Linked DNA regions of Homo sapiens: region 1 is linked to region 2. The links are chromatin loops, found by intact Hi-C in ENCODE. Cell type or tissue: left ventricle myocardium inferior. All regions are shown on one strand.

Evidence for each region. A loop is a pair of places that touch in the nucleus more often than their neighbours do. Peaks named below come from ENCODE experiments on the same cell type or tissue, not always from the same donor. Only the 100,000 strongest peaks of a DNase experiment are listed, where the experiment ranks them.
Region 1: a loop joins it to region 2, with 4 times the contacts of the local background. A loop is called at or near these places in 57 of 110 quality-filtered maps.

What each region holds. Positions count from the first base shown.
Region 1 is chr5:152,256,530-152,264,529 of GRCh38, forward strand. The region is part of intron 1 of LINC01933 (long intergenic non-protein coding RNA 1933); the gene reads left to right. Among named protein-coding and RNA genes, the nearest start is that of NMUR2, 140 kb to the right of the region's middle. In left ventricle myocardium inferior, no CTCF peak of the experiment used is centred here; a DNase peak (open chromatin) is centred at 3,372.
Region 2 is chr5:151,820,919-151,828,918 of GRCh38, forward strand. It overlaps GLRA1 (glycine receptor alpha 1), which reads right to left. Exons shown (of 9, transcript NM_000171.4): 9 at 1,595-2,045. The coding sequence ends at 1,755. Among named protein-coding and RNA genes, the nearest start is that of G3BP1, 53 kb to the left of the region's middle. RefSeq lists an enhancer at 90-384 and a silencer at 90-384. In left ventricle myocardium inferior, a CTCF peak has its summit at 4,628 (motif pointing right); a DNase peak (open chromatin) is centred at 4,673.

The DNA.
Region 1 (8,000 bases), 440 kb after region 2:
AGCCTCTGATAGCACAGCTGACTGACCTAGGGAGGGTGATTTTTCCCAGGGCTGTTTTTTTCCCTCTCAATTCCCCATCCCCACCTCCATCCTATCTTCTCCCTTCCATCCCTTTCTGTCCACTCCATTCCACTCCTCCCTCACCCCATTAGACAGACCCTTGGCCAATTTTTCATGCAAAGGGAAGGAAGAACTAATTTCCAGAGCTTGGCTGCACTCTTAGTCACTGGGGGACACTTGGGTATCAGAGCTAATGTTTGTCCAGCTGGTCAGGTCAGCTGAGTCCTCTTTAGCACAAACAGTCTCTCTCCTCCGTCTGCCTTTATTCCCAGATGTTTGTGATCAAAGGCAGCCCCATAGCCTTGTGGTCCTCTTCTTCTGTTTGGTCACTCCTAGGTCACCGCATCGGAAACAGGAGGATCACCCTGCTGCATTATTTAGTCTAGGTGGGCTTCCTGGAGTAGCAGGCCTTAGAGGTGTTACTCGCTCTATAAGGGACTGCCTGACCATCAACCACACTTTGTCTTTTCACCCTCTTGCCTGACCATTGGCCAATGTTTTCCTCTGTCTGGTCTAGATTCTTATTTCTCTAGACTATTTGTCTGCACTACTCCTTACCTGAAAGAGTGCTATCTTAATTTGTTTTGAGATTTGAAAATTCATCAGTATCAACCTGCTATGATGCCTATTTCTGACCTAAATGTGCTAAACCTAAGGGATCTTAGGCTTTACCTCCCTCATTATACTAAAGGTAACACTGAGGTCCAGAAAGAAAAAATGACTTTTTCAAGTCCTCATGGCAAGTTTTTCTCTCATTATTTCAATTAGTGATTTTTGAAGCCAGCCATGAAAGTAACAAATTGTTAGTAACAGAAAGGTATTTCAAAAGGTGGATACAAAATCCCTGGGAAGCTTTCTAATCTAGTGCCTTTCCATTGGCCTGATAGGGCCCAGGACTGTGTACTTTAAATCCTTCCTCCTAATGACTCTATTGTAGATTTTCTGAGAGCCACACTTGCATTAGTATGGACCATGAGGGCACCCTGATTGGTAAAGCAAGTATGGCCAGGCAGATAAATGACTATTAAGATTGCTCTGGATAATTAAAGAAGAGGTAGACACAGGGAGAGTGAAGAAGGTGATCATAGTGGTGGTGGAGGTGGAAAAGGATGAATGAGTGGTACATTTTAAGCAGTGTTCTTAATTGCAAGCAAAAGAAACCAGCTCAGGCTGCCTGTATTAGTTTCCTAGGGGTAAAAAACCATAGACTGGGGTGGCCTATACAACAGAAGCTTATTTTCATAGTTCTGGAGGCTGGAAGTGCAAGATCAAGGTGTTGGCAGAATTGATTTCATTCTGCAGCAGTGTTCCTTGGCTTGCAGAGGTGGCTGCCTCCTTGCTGTGTCCTCACCTGATCTTTCCTCTGTGCAGTGTGTGCCCCGGTGTGTCTTTGCGTGTTCAAACTTCCCCCTCTTATAAGGACACCAGTCAGATTGGATTAGGGTCCTCACTAATGACCTCATTTTAATTTAATCACCCCTTTAAAAAACTTATCTCCAAATATAGTTACATTCTGGGATACTGGGTTTAGAACTTCAACATATGAATTTGGCAGGGATAGGGAGCCAGGGGAACAGAATTCATCCCATAGCCCTGTCCTAAGCTCACAGAGTTGATATGAGGCTCTTAGACCAGGCTTAGTAATGGGAGAAATCCATGTGGTAGAAGTGGAGAGGATGAGGAAAGCAACATTAGAGAGGAAAACAGTCTAGCCTGGTGAATTTAAGGTTTTGACACTCTACCTCTCCTTCCTGGAGTGATAGGCATATTTCAGCTCTGTTGTGTTTCAATGAAATGAAATAGAGTTAAATGTAAGGCTCTCATTGAAGTTCAAAAAAATCAACTGCACAAATGCAGGTTGAAAATATGAAGGCATATTGAATTACTGAGAATAAAATATAGGGTATGGAGAAATCTAGATTTAAAGCCCTGCTTCAACTTCTTGACAGAGATGCAGATAAATGGAATGCTGACAGAAGAAAGCAGAAAGCAACCAAAAATGTTGAATTATTATGTAATAGTGGGCACTTAAATGTACCAACTTTGTGCCAGGTACTGTTCTAAGTGTTTCATATATATTAACTTATTTAATCCTTATAACTGCTCTATGAGGTAAGCACTGCTATTGTATTTATTGTTCAGGTGAGGAATCTGGTACAAAGAGGTTAAAGTAACTTTCCCAGGACCGTCTAGCTGGTCCTTTGTACCAGATGAGGAATCTGGTACAAAGAGATTAAAGTAACTTTCCCAGGGCCACCTAGCAGAACTGGGAGTTGAACCCAGCCAGTCTGCCTCTAGAGTTCTGTACTATGCTGAAGGATTGAAAAAACTGGACATGTTGATAGAATGGTCAGTTTTCAGATATGTTTTAAGTTACCATATGGAAACATATTGTGTTTATTTTGTGTGAGCCATCAGAGTAGATCTAGAATCAATGGCTAGGGAGATATATCATTAATAAGCAGTTTTCAGCTCAGTATTATAAAGAATTTTAAAATAGTTCAGCAGGGAATTGAGCTACTGTGCAAGCATGGTTGGTCGCCTATATATAAAATAGCTGTTTTCCATTCCTCTTTGCTTATAAAACTATTCTTTGTTCAGAGAGCAGTGGATCCGTCTCCAAGGCATGATTTTCAATTGGCCAAGGCGACTTGCAGCAATCCTCTGCTCGTCTGTGAATGATTGGTGGAGGGATGAGCATACAATCTTGTTCTGACCAGTGAGGTACTGGGGGAAGTTTCCTGGAGTTTGGGGATGGTTTTCTACTTTTACTAAAAGGGGAAGATATGAGGAAAAGCCCCCTGTGTGCATCAATTTTCATCTTGCTTTTGATAGTATATATGGGACAAAGATACTTGATCCAATGAGGAAAACCATCACCGATTTCCAACAAGGTAGAAAGGACCTTGGTCCTTGGTGACTCTTTTGAGCCCCTAACCAACTCAGGTGTCACTTCCCTGTAGGCTTGTTGTTAACTGAGAAGTTTGAAAAGTTTGCCTAAATATACTGTTACTTGGGGCTTAAATCATCCTGTTACAAGTAGCTTGGGAGGTAATGAGTTCAACATCCTTGGAGATGTACAAACAGAGCATAGAGGTCCACTTATAGGAATGTTGTGGCCAAGGGCTCAGGCTTTTTTTGAAGTTTTTACTAGAGGGCAATTAAGGTCACTGCTAGTCCTGATATTATGATTACCTTCCTGCCCCTACCCAACCCCAGCACAAGTCACTCTGTGTGACTCTCTCTGGCTGTGTGTATTGAGCCAGGCTGGCATCCACAGCAGACATTTTTTGTGAGTCACCTATAGTGTCAGGCCTTGGAAAAAGGCAGAGGCTGTGATGTCACAGCTCCTCCAATGACACAGCATCAGGGGACAGCCAGAAATAGACATGTGGAAGCCCTTGCCACTGGCACTCTCTTGTACTCTGAAACAACCCATTTCTCTCAGCTCAGACACCAGGCTGCTGGAGAATTGGAGAACCAAAATAGACTGAACGTCTAGTCACCCTCCTAGAATTCCCCATCTGCTCTGACAAAGTTCTGGGGACACCCAAGGTGAAACCCACCCAGCAGAACATTGAGAACATGACCGAGATTTAGCTGGACTTTGGTTCCTAACCACAGTGGCTCATTCACAGAAAAAGGCCCTAAGACAATGTCTCTAGTCAGCTTTGTCTTCAACACATTCCTAAGGTTTAAGATTGGGATGTGTTAGAGACGAAGGTTTGGTTCGTATCTGACTTCCGGTGCTGCAGACCATTGATTGCTGCTGAAATGTAGCAGCCAAACCTTTTAGAGCCACGCTAGCCATCTGATGTAAAGCAAAAAGCTGGAGACCTTTGACAATTCTGCTTGGAAACAATTTTTATATATTAATGATCATAGCAGCAGCTAATATTAGTTTGGCTTTTAGGGAATCAGTAGATGGTACCTACATCTTTCTCTAAGTCCAAAGCCAATGAAGAGACAGATATAAGAATCAGAACAATCGATATCAAAATATCAGGTCCATTATTGATGAATATGAGGTTGGAGGATTTGGCTTAGGGATGAGGCAACAAGGCATATGTTAATACTGTGCCTAAGAGGTTTTCAGCCCTTCTTTGTTGCACCTAATGCATGACCGAGAGCAGATCTCGGTCACTCTGATAAATCTCTCCTCTCCCATGGGGAATGTGAGTGAGAATGGGAAGAGAAGCCAGGAATGTTGGTGTAGCTGAAGTTCCTGCACGTCAAAATGGGATGAGTGAGGAGTAGGTATTTTCCACAGTCTTATTGACTGAGTTCTTACTAGTTGCCAGATACTGTGCAGACAGCATCCATGTAGACTATCCAGTTTAATTCTCTTTTCCACCTCATAAGGAAAGTGCTAGTATTATCTTCATCTTACTGATAAGGAAACAGAGGCCCAGAAAGACCCACAACTTTACTAAGGTGACACAGCTAGTACGCGTCAAGATGGGATCCAGACCAAAGTCGGTCCGAGGCCACAACAGATCTTGGAAGCAACAGGCTGCAGAGCCTCCCCTGCCTTACTGCACAGCGTTGCTGGGTGCTATGAGGAGATAAAGGAACATGACGTTCTGGATCAGAAGGCTTGGGCTATAGCCCAGGCTCTGCCATTTTTTAGCCTCCACAACTACAGTGCCCTTGCCTGCAAAATAGGGATGATAATGCCTTTCTTGAGAAGCTCAGGGAGTTTCTATGAGGATCAGGTGAGCCGATGGTCATTAAAGTGTTTTGTTACTGGCTGGCCCGGGGCACTGATGTGCATCTAGGGGTAGGAGAGTTCTGAGTTCCGCCGCGCCTCTCTTGATAACTTTCTCAGTGATGTGGTTCAACCACTTGACTTCCTATACCTCAGTTTCGCCACCTGTATAATGAAAGCCCTAGTCCTTGATTTACTAACCTCTCAGAGGTATGGTGATGCTTAAAGGGGATAAAGTCAAGAAAACACTTTCTTTGTGTAATCTAGAGATGTCAGAATATGATGAAAATTGTCATCCTTATCATTGTCTTTTTGTGTGTGTGAGATGTGGCACTTGGGGCAGTATCTATTTTTGTGACAAAATTATTTCTTAGACTCTCATAAACTCATTTAGCTGAAGGATTTTATTGGTGACAAATTTAGGTTTGTATCTCAGCAATTTTATTTAAAAAAATACTAAAAAATAATCTTATTAGAAAATGGTTCAACTTAGGAGCACTAACAAGTATCAGCTTTGAACTAAGTCTTATGTGCTAAGGAGAATAGAATAAAAATATCTAACAGGCATATAGCACTTATGTGCCTATACTGTTCTAAATGCTGTAAGTATATTTATTTAATCCTCACAATAAAACCCTGTGAGCAGGCATTTTATTATGTCTATTTTATAGATGGGAGGTAGGGGGATAAGGGCTCAGAGATGTTAAGTAACATGCACAGGAACGAGATTTGAATCTGCAGTCTAGCCTCAGAATCTCTCTTGTCTTAACCGCTGGAGTGGACTTTATAAAGCACAGTCCCTGCCTTCAAAGAGCTTGCAGAACAGCTGACAGACCAGTCGAGAGCAGATACGCACAGACGATAGATAAGCAAGAAAGGAACACAAGACATTGCTACATTGGATCGTGGGTCAAATGATGCTGTTTGAACGACGGGTTAAAAATAATCTCGAAGTACAGCAAGGTAATGAGAGTGATGTGGGAGAAGTGATGTCTGACTTGGGCCTTTTATGGCAGTAGGGTGTGAGTCAGTAGGAAAAATAATGGGACTATCCATGTAGTACTTGGTCCTATCTAAAGGGACTCATTACTTGAGGAAGCAGCATTGGCTAAACAAATCACTAAATCTAGAAAAGAAATATGTATCATAAAAAGAAGATGGCTCAAGGGATAAACAAAGGGGCAATATTATAGACCATTTACTAATCGTATGACAATTTGTGCCTCAGTGTCTTCTGTAAAATGCAGATAAGAAGATCCATTTTGCCTTCCTGACAAAGTAAAACTGCTTTTGAAAATAATAAAGGTCACCCACACATATTTAATGGGATAACAGTTTTAAAAAATCATTTATATTTTTATCTTTTGTCTTCCTAATTACCTGGGCTTTGCCCTAGATGATTAGAGGAGTCTATTGCTTAAAGGAAGGAAGAGGGAGATTAGGAATGCCAGAGAATGGATACAGACCAAAGGGAACATCCACAAATAACCAGGCTGTAGTCTGGAGAGAGGGTTGCCTCAATTCTTTTAGCTGCCTGTTTAGCATATCAACGGCATGCTTTATCTGAGCCAGAGGTCTCCACAGGAAGGCCAAGTGGAAGAGCCTATCCTTTTCCGGCTTCAAAGATAGTGGGAATCAGAAGAAAAGAGAAGAGAGCAGGAGAACAGAACAAAGACACATGGTCCTATTTTTCTCATCTCGGCTTTGGCACAGGAGGCTCATTAGACAAATTGAGACAACGCTGATTGCTTCTTCCCCAGCCTAAGGCACAGGATGAAACTCCTAGTCCAGTGTGGTGGAGGCTGGACTTGGAAGCAACCTGAGAGTGTGCTTGGGGATCTTGCCAGAGTGGGTTTCAGTGGCTGGGACAAACTGGCACTGCAGTAAAGACTGCAGGTCAGACCCACCAGGTAGGGTGAGTGGAATTCCAGCCAAACCTTAGAGAAGTCTGTGGTGCTAGCAGTAGGCAAGATGAAGCTCAGGTAACCCCAGTTCTGTATACTAGTTGAGGCAGGAGAACAAATGACAATGTATGTCAGGCCAGCTTCCATTTTACCATGAAGGCCAGAGGGGCAAGCAGCAACCAGGTGGCCAAGGGAGGTGCTCCCTGGACCAGAGTGGGCAGGAGGCCATCCCACTACCCTATATACCACCACAAATGCTTGTAAGCCATATATCCCTCTCATCACCTTTGTACCCAGAATTTATCTTCATGGAGAAGCGGAGAGAGGTTATATGAGAGATTAAGCCATTTTTATTCAAACGAGACTGACATCGCCTAAAATGACCATGCAGATAATAAGAACAGACTGGATTTAAACTAGATTGGTCCTTTAGTTTATTTTTCTACCAACTGTCAGATGAAGGTTATAGACAAATGAAAGTTCAGTTACAGGAAAAATAAATTCATTTTACATCCTCATCCAAGTTGAAGTGTGAACAAAATGGTGTGATCCAATTACCTGTAATGTTGTTGTTCTTAAACAATTCTAAGAGTAATATCTCTATATATTGAATTTTTAAATATTTAAGTGGCATTAACCTTTGACTGAAACAAAATAATATATGTAAAAGTCCCTGGCACATATTAGGTGCTAGGTGATTATTAATTGTTTCAATGTTGTTTGAGGTCAATGTCAGGAAAGATAACAGCTATGCTCCTTGGATCATGGCTCTTTGTTCTGCACTGAGAGCCTGAATATTGGGTAAGATGAACCCAGAATAGCATCATTGCTTTCCCTATGTGTGATTGTGTGAGGAATTATGGTCCCAAGCAGAGATTCTTAAATCTAGTCCTGCATCAGAATTATCTGGACAGCTAGTTTGAAAATATAGATCATTTCTCCTCTGTTTCCCCTTGTGATTATGATTCAGTATTTCTGGGGAGGTGCCAAGGCATCTTTTGAAAACCATTAACAATCTGTTCAGATGGCATTTTAAATACCAAGGGGCACTGTGGTACATCTTTAGTAATTTCTTTCCTTCTTTGATTGTTGTTGACTCTTACAGACACATGTGTGGGTAGACTAGAGAAAGTCAGACTTAATTGTTTTTTAGTTTTTGTCTGTACAAAGTTCTGTGTCTAATCAGCTTGGCTTCTGTCAATTCTCTAAATTCCAAAGCAAAACAAGTGTAAGTAAGGGATGATGAGCTTTGTGTTGGGCCGAGTCAAAGAAAATGGCTTCTCCCCCTCATTTCAGCAGAACACAGAGTCTCCAAGCCCAGAGCAATG
Region 2 (8,000 bases):
GGCTTCCAGTGTCTCTTCTCTGCTTACCACTCCTCCTCCATCCTGCCTTAAGTTGGAGATTTTTAAAAGACACATGTGAAACCCCAGGCCTCAGTACAAACTGATTGTCAGCTATCTCAACATTCTACATACACCTTTGATCCAAAGCTCAGACACTAAAGTGCAAAGAAAGAAATGGAACCCCAGTACTCTGGCCATGGGCCAAAGCAGGGAAAATGCTTCAGACAATGGTGCCATTATTTCAGGCATAGTGCTGTTGACATTGGACAGAGAGGCCTGCTGTCTCCACCTTGCAGACCTCCCATCTGTGATATCCATTTCTGTCAGTAGGACCATGCCCACCCACCCCACCCCCAAACTAAATTCGTCTGCTGGTCCTTCTTTTTTTCTGGAGTGCCCTACCTGTCCCAGGACAATTCTGGCACTTCAGAATTAAAAGGAAAGAGAAATACTTGTCTAACTTTCCTAAATGTTAAAGCACCTAAAAGGAAAAAAAACAGACTTACAAAAATATAACGGGGTCAGCCCCCCAAACTTTGCACATTATGATATATGATATGTCAAAATATAACAAACATTTTCTAAACATTACCACATTACCATCTCTCTCCACCCATTTATACCTAATCGGCAGTAGACTCAACACTGCCCTTTCACCTCTTAAAACTTTACTCTGTAGAACCACTAGATAATAAATATATTTCACACCACTGACCCCACCTTCCCAAACATGCACTCAGTTGCAGTTCCAAAGAGACTCTCCAAAAAAATAGTCATTTGAAAAAAGTACCTGTTTACACTCAGTCTATCTGCATATTATCTTTCAAGATTATTACTTTTTTTAACCATAAAAAAGATTGCATATTGGCAATATAATGAGAAAACCACATTGGCCATTTCTGGGTGCTGGTGAAGGGTGAGTGGGGCGTTGTTGAAGCACAGAAGCAAGAGGGCTCAGAGAGGGGCAATTGTGGTCCTCAGCCTTGAGATGTGAGGGTTGAGCTGGGGTTACCTACATTCTCAATCCTTGGCCTCTGAAATGTCCGTCTCTTTAGTCACTCCCTTCTCGTCTCTCTACCTGTCCCCATTTCCACTACCCATTCCCATACCACACAGCCCTCTTGAAGCAGAGGCAAAATGGCTTTTTGGCATGTGTCCGCCTGGGTCAGTTTGAAGACAGGTATGGCGTTTGGAGGGGTATGATATGGGACATACACCAGAGCAAGCTTATTTGTGACTGTTTCCACTCTGGGAAAAATTGTCCGTTACTTCCGTGACTTTAAAAATTTAAGCAGTTACTAGGCTGATAGGTTAAGAAACAAATCTTTTGTTTTTGGGGTTTTGCATTAATATTAAGCATGAATATATATCATATATTACATTACTTTCTTTCTGCTCTGGGGCAGACTGCGCTCTCCTTCCAAACAGGAAAACTGCACAGCCCATGGACAGATTTTTGAAAGCTATTATTTCCCCAATCCCCCACCCCCTGCCCTTACCCCCTCCTTTCCTCCCAGCCCTCAGTTGCTGTATTAGAAAAGTCCCTCCTGACCCCCCGCCCACAGCCCATCTGAGGTTAAATAGTGCCACATTGTAAAATTCATGCATCACTGCATTTTGCTATTGCACATATTGCAGAGAGAGTTGTGTAAGTGTGCCCCCTCCCTCCGTTCCCCTTCTCTTCCTTAGTCTCTCAGATTCCTGTGCTATTCCCACGTTCCCCTCTCCCAGCCTCCCCCAACCTTTCAGACCCTTCACTGGTTGTGGACGTCCTCTCTACGGACAATCTTGTAGATGATCCAGTAGAACATGTTGAAAATGAGGAAGGCCATGGGGAAGCCAATGCGGGATATTTTGTCGATCTTCTTGGCCCTCTGGATGAAGAGTTTTCGCATCTCCTCTGGGGACTTAGATGGTGCAGGAGGGGGGTTGGTGGTGTTACTGTTGTTGGCGCCCTTGACTGAGATGCCATCCTTGGCCTGTAGACAGGCTGGGCCCATCCCATAGGCAGAGAAGTTAAAGCGGCCTTCTCCAGCTTCATCCTCCTGGAATAGATTCAACATGGGGCTCTACTTAAAATAAGACAGGGGCTAGGCACCCTCCCTGCAAGGCACTCCCTTGGGGGCCAGGCCATGCCTATCTGGTTCTCCCTGCTTTCCAGACTGCATCACTCTAGGTTTCTGGAGGCTTTTTGGCTGGCTGGGGAGTTCTGCCTTATAGAGGGGCGCCACTTGCCTGCTGAAACAGATGCAAAACAGGGGATAGGAATGTGGTTTAGAGTCTGGAGACCTGTGTTCAAGTCCCAGCTCTATCAATTGCTGGTTGTATGACCATAGGCAAGTAATTTCCTTCTGTGAGTCTCGGGGATTTTTATTTCATTTTTTCTTCTACCTGGGGGATAAGATTCTCCCCACTACTCCACAAGTTTCTTTTGACCATCAGAGGTTATAATTGAGAACATATTCAAGGTTGTACTGGGTTTTAGTTAGAAATTCAGAGGACAATTTGGACAGATCCCCTGCTTTGCCTCTGTTGCTTCCTTGCCCTCTTCCCCATCCCATTCCCCAGTTAATAACTCCCAGGAGTGGGTGGTAAGGGGGATGGCTATGGGCCAGGATGGAGCAGGAGCTCTGGGCCTCACTTCCGTTCTACAAGCCAGGGAAGCCACAGCTTCTTCCTGCCTCTACGTTCCCACATCCCTGGCAGTTGTAACTTCAGACAGACCTCTGGATTTTTACTAAGTTTTCATTCAAGACCCTTCATCATTTGGCTCCAACTTACCTTTCCAGGCTTTCCTTCTCCCCCACCAGATACTTTGCAGCCCTCCAGGTTTGTACATTTTCTCTTGTGCCTTCTCACGTCCCTTCCTTATGCTCACTACCAAAATGCCTGCTGCCCTGATCCTTCTAGTTCATCTCTTTCCCAGGTCATGGTGGTCTTGCCCTGGTCTGAATCATGGAGGCACTATTGTCTGCTCTCCTCATGTCCAGCTTTGTTATCGTTGCATGTGAGCTCTGAGGAGGAATTGAGAGTCTAATGTTTTGGTCTCAGCTGTTGATTCAATGTTGGCATTGGGAAGTTTTATCAGCTCACATTGCCCAACTAGATAATGCTTTCAGGAAAAGAACACCGTCTTCTGCTTGTTCCTGTGCAGGACCGGGCCAACAGAGAAAAACTCAGTATAGGATTCACTGGTGCCTCTCCATCTCTCCTGTAGGGTAGGCCACCTTCTGATTTGTTTGTTTTGTTTTATCTTGTTTGTAGAGATGGGGGTCTCGCTATGTTGCCCAGTCTGGTCTTGAACTCCTGGCCTCGAGATCCTCCTGCCTCGGCTTCACAAAGTTCTGGGATTACAGGTGTGAGCCACTGTGTCCAGCCCACCATTGCAACAGCCTCCAATCTGCCCCCACCACCCAACCCATCTGAGTCGTTATAACACAGATCTTGGTCATCTTTTGCTTAGAACCTTTTAATAGGCTGCCACTGACTTCAGGTTAATTAAAATCCTGAACATGATAAACAAGGCCTTAGAACCTGGACCCTGCCTGCTTTTGCAGTCTCATCTTGTGCCATTTCTATCTGGTGTTCTATGCTTTAGTCACTGAAATATTTCCTTATATTTGAAAATGTCATGGTTCTTTTCTTGAACTCTGGGCCTTTGTGCAAGTTGTTCTCCCTGCCTAGAACACACTCTGAACCCCATCTCTTGTCTCCAACTCCTCTTTCACCTAATTCTTCCTTAGAAGCCTTCTCTGAGCTCCCAAGTATAGGCTAGCCGCTCCTGCTGTGTGCTCCATAAGCTCTCTGTATATATCTCCGTCTTTTTTTAAAGCTCTTATCACATTGTATGGTAATTTCTTGATTAGCGTCTGTCTCTTACTAGATTATAAGCTCCGTGCAAAGTCTGTCATGTTCACTGCACTCTCAACACTGAACATATGAACATAGTCCCTGGTTCATAAGCTCAAAACTTGGTATATGTTTGTTGAACAAATGTTTACTTGTATATCTTCACCAGCTTTAGTGTCCTTTTTTGTTGTTGTTGTTTGTTTAAATGGAGTTGTATTTTTAGCACCAGAAGGGTTTGAGACATATGGTAAATGCTGAAGAAATCCTTGGAAAATGAATGAATCTTGTCCAACATCTTCATTGCAAAAGTGAGGAGGAAGAGGATGTGCCACCTACAGTGCCTGGCAAACAGGTGCTCAGTAAGTACTTGTCTATGAATAGGGCAACAGTAGAAGATTCAATGCCAGGGCCAAGGAGAGGAGTTGGGGAGAGCCAGCCAAATTGCTGGACCTAGTACTTAGAAGGGGGTCTAAGTCTGACTCTATTGCATTTCAATGAAAATCTCCCCTTGCTGGAGCTGGGGTGTTGTTCTATTTTTATTTTTATTTTTTATTTTAAACTGGGACCTAGTTACGTAGGGGGAAGCACCAAATTAACTTTTTATGCTGCTTTGGGTGAATTATTCTTTGCCTTTCTCATCTGTTAAACATGGGAGTAGGAGGAGTAGAGGTTTGGATTGAAGGCCCCATCTAGCTAGAGGATTATCAATTTCATATTGTGTCTGGGAGAAAAATTCCCTAGGAATGACTGGTAAAAGGCTTGCTATTCTTATTGGAACCAGCAGGTGGCAGGAAATGCATGCCCAACTGCATCTGGAGCTGCTTAGAGCTGGAGCAGGGGAAATCTGGTAGTGTACTCTGGAGCTCAGGGAAGTTGCTAGTAGTATGCCTGCTGAGTCTGGTGCTCACAGATATGGTTTCCTGATAATTTGCCTAAGGAGGCTGGCCAGAGAATTCGAGAACCAGATGCTTTGTGCACAACAAATGAGGCAACATGGGAAGATGGTGGGAGTTGGGAAAGCTGTCCAAGATCACAGGCTCTGAGAAATTCAGGCATGTAGCTAGTTCCTCTCCACTCACCATCTGGGACTTAAAATCCCTTCTGCAAACTTCCTGTTAAAGAGAGTTTCTGCAGAAGAAGCTTGTACACCTCTAGGGTACAAATCACTTCCAGAGCGGCTTACTCTAAGGAAACTATTCTTTATGGTGAGCTCACTTCTGCATCATTGTAATTTCTGACATTTGGGCCAACTTAAGAGCCCTTATGAATGAGATTACGTTAATTCAAATGCATAGAAGGAGGCAGGCAGGAGAAATGTGAGTGGTAAAGTGAGTTGGGGCTGAAAAATATCCCTGGTTAGAAGGGATGGTATTAACTGGAAAATGCATTCCCTACCTAAAGGCAGTTCCAGTGCACCAATACCTTATGGGAAGCACATTCAGTGTGGCTGGATGCTGTGATTTTTTTTCTAGTGAAGCCAGAAGTGTGGTTTTTAAATGCTGACCCCTTAAGTCCAGATTTTAAAAACACTCCAGGCCAAAGTACAGATATTTGCACACCAAATCTGGCCTTCCGGCTACTAGTTTTTGACCTTCGCCATGGGATGAGGCTTAGTTTTTATTTAAGATCTAATAAATGCAGGACAATTTTTATCTGCTTCAGGATGGACACACTGATGAACAGATAAGAACTCATGGTGGTATGGTTAATGTTTGGAGAAGAACCTCGGGTTTTTTAGCACCTCTCCTGCCTTTGCCATCAGTGCCTCATGATACCGGTGACTTGGCCTTGCTATTGTGGGTCTCTCTCATCAGTTGCATGGAAGGAGTGGATAGGGTGATTGCTGAGGTATCTTCAAAGGAGGGAACAGAGCAGGAGAATCTGATCAAATCTAGCTAGTGGCCTTATTCACACTTTATCTGGCCAGAGATAGTGTTTGTTTTCTTTTAGTGTGTCAAACTGGTAGATACTTAGGGAGCGTAGAAGCAGCCTTTGAAAGTACCATAGGCCCACCATACTACATATCTTCAGGAGGCTCCATTCCCATTTTAGTCCATACAAACAGCATCTACTGGAGCTGTGCAGTGCTCAATCAAAGGGGCTGGTGCTAGTAAAATATCTTGGACATGATCTTTTCAAATCAGTGTTTTTAACAAATGTCTCTAGCAGATGAAATTACAAAAAGCAGCTAGTGTATAGGGAAAATGGAAAAATAAAATCTTAGAGATACTTACGTTTGGTCAGTTTCTTTCTTTCTTTCTGTTTTTTTTTTTTTTTTTGAGACAAAGTCACTATGTTGCCCACATTGGTCTGGAACTCCTGGGCTAAAGCAATCCTCTCACCTCAGTCTTCCTAGTAGTTGGGATTATAGGCACAAGCCATCATGCCAGTTGCTTAAATAGACTTTTTTTTTTTTTTTTAAAGCATCAGAGGCTAGGTATTAAATGGACAATATAGAGTAACTAAAACTAGGGGTCATTTAAGAAGTTCTATCTGGCTTGCTGAACCCAAGACAATTTCCTCCTTCAATGTAGTTTAGAAGGATGGTGATATCTTAATTCCCATGGACATCTTCTGTATTGGAACGTCGGCCTCCTCCCTGTGGTAAACTGCCAGAAGTTAATTGAATCAGATTGCTGATGTTTAAGAAACATACTGATGGAAATGTGTGTATATGTAATCATTTTAATCCTTGGCACTTGTGCGGCAGGAACAAAACTTAAAGCTACTTTGGCATCCTCTGATTTAATTCTCACCAGAATTTCCCTTTATACGCATTTTGCACATGAAGAACCTGGGCCCAAGTAGGCTAGCTCAAAGTCTCATACTAAAGAAAACTAAAGAGGCAGGGTCCTTTGTCACAGCACATTGCGCCTGGGCAGACAACTATTTTGTTTTGTTTTATTTTATTTTTGAGCTTTACTGATTAATAGACAACGATTTTAAATAGGTCAGTCTAAAGCTTGTAGGACCTGGCATATTGCAGGTATGTACTGTGACCTGCAACACTATGACAGGTCATAATGTGTGGGTCCCTGGTTGCCCTAATCTGTCAGTGGAAAAACTTCAGACTCTCTGTCTGAAGGCTTCTTCTTTATTGCTTTTAATGGCAAAAACTGCAATTATTTTTGCACCAACCTAATCTTTTGTTTATCCCTTTGTTCATTTGTTTAACAAATACTTATTGCATGCTCACTATATGTTAGGCATTGTGTTAGGCACCAGGGATATAGCACAGAGCAAAACCAAACACGGTCTCTGCCTTTATGGAGCTTGCGATTTGGTGGAAGAGATCGGCTTTAAAAAAATCACATCATTGAATTTATGCTTTTAAATCAGGATACATTTTTAGAAGTTTAGAAATTAAGTTCAAGTAGAACGTGGCATTTGCTAGGACACACAGTGCACTGGAAGAGCAGTACAGGGAAAGAGAACAAGATATTTAAAATCCTGTGTGTATGTTTGAAGAACTAAGAAAAAAGCTAGGGTGGTTGGATCTTCTGGGGAACTAGTTATGGACCCACGGTATGGAGCAGTTTGCTCCAGCAGGCTGCATGCTCCCCATTGGCATTCTTTGGTCAGTGCACAACCTCGTGAACAGAGGTTGGTAACTTCTCAGAGGTGCCCTGTCAAATATTCCTTTATTCAATCCCTCATATGGAGAGAGAACCCACTCTGGCAGAGATCTTGCTTGTTGCCTCTTTCCTAGAGGCAGGAAGCAAAGGCCTGAACCTGGGCATTCTACGTTAAGATCTCACCTTTTGTGGTGCAATTGTCTTCTGGAATCAAGCCTATTAAAACAATGCAGTCTTGCAGAAAAAAGCCAGTGGACACCTCCCAATCTTTTAGGTTTATAGTTAGTTATTTTCTTGACCCCATCAGCTTTTAGTTAATCAGTTGCGCCTTTAGGTATAACTTGATAATTTCTGTAGTGTTACTGTTAGGATTCGAAGAGTGACTGCCTATAGACCCACCTAGGGCATTATTTATGGGAGGGAAAGCTGAGACCTCTAGGTCTTTAATTCCTATTTCTAACCTGCCTTGCACATTGAGAAGGATGGACCATTGAAACAAATAACACAAGACAATACTGCTTAGAACTCTTTTGTTTACTAACAGCTGTCCCTCCTTAGGCAGTGACCCAAAGGCCT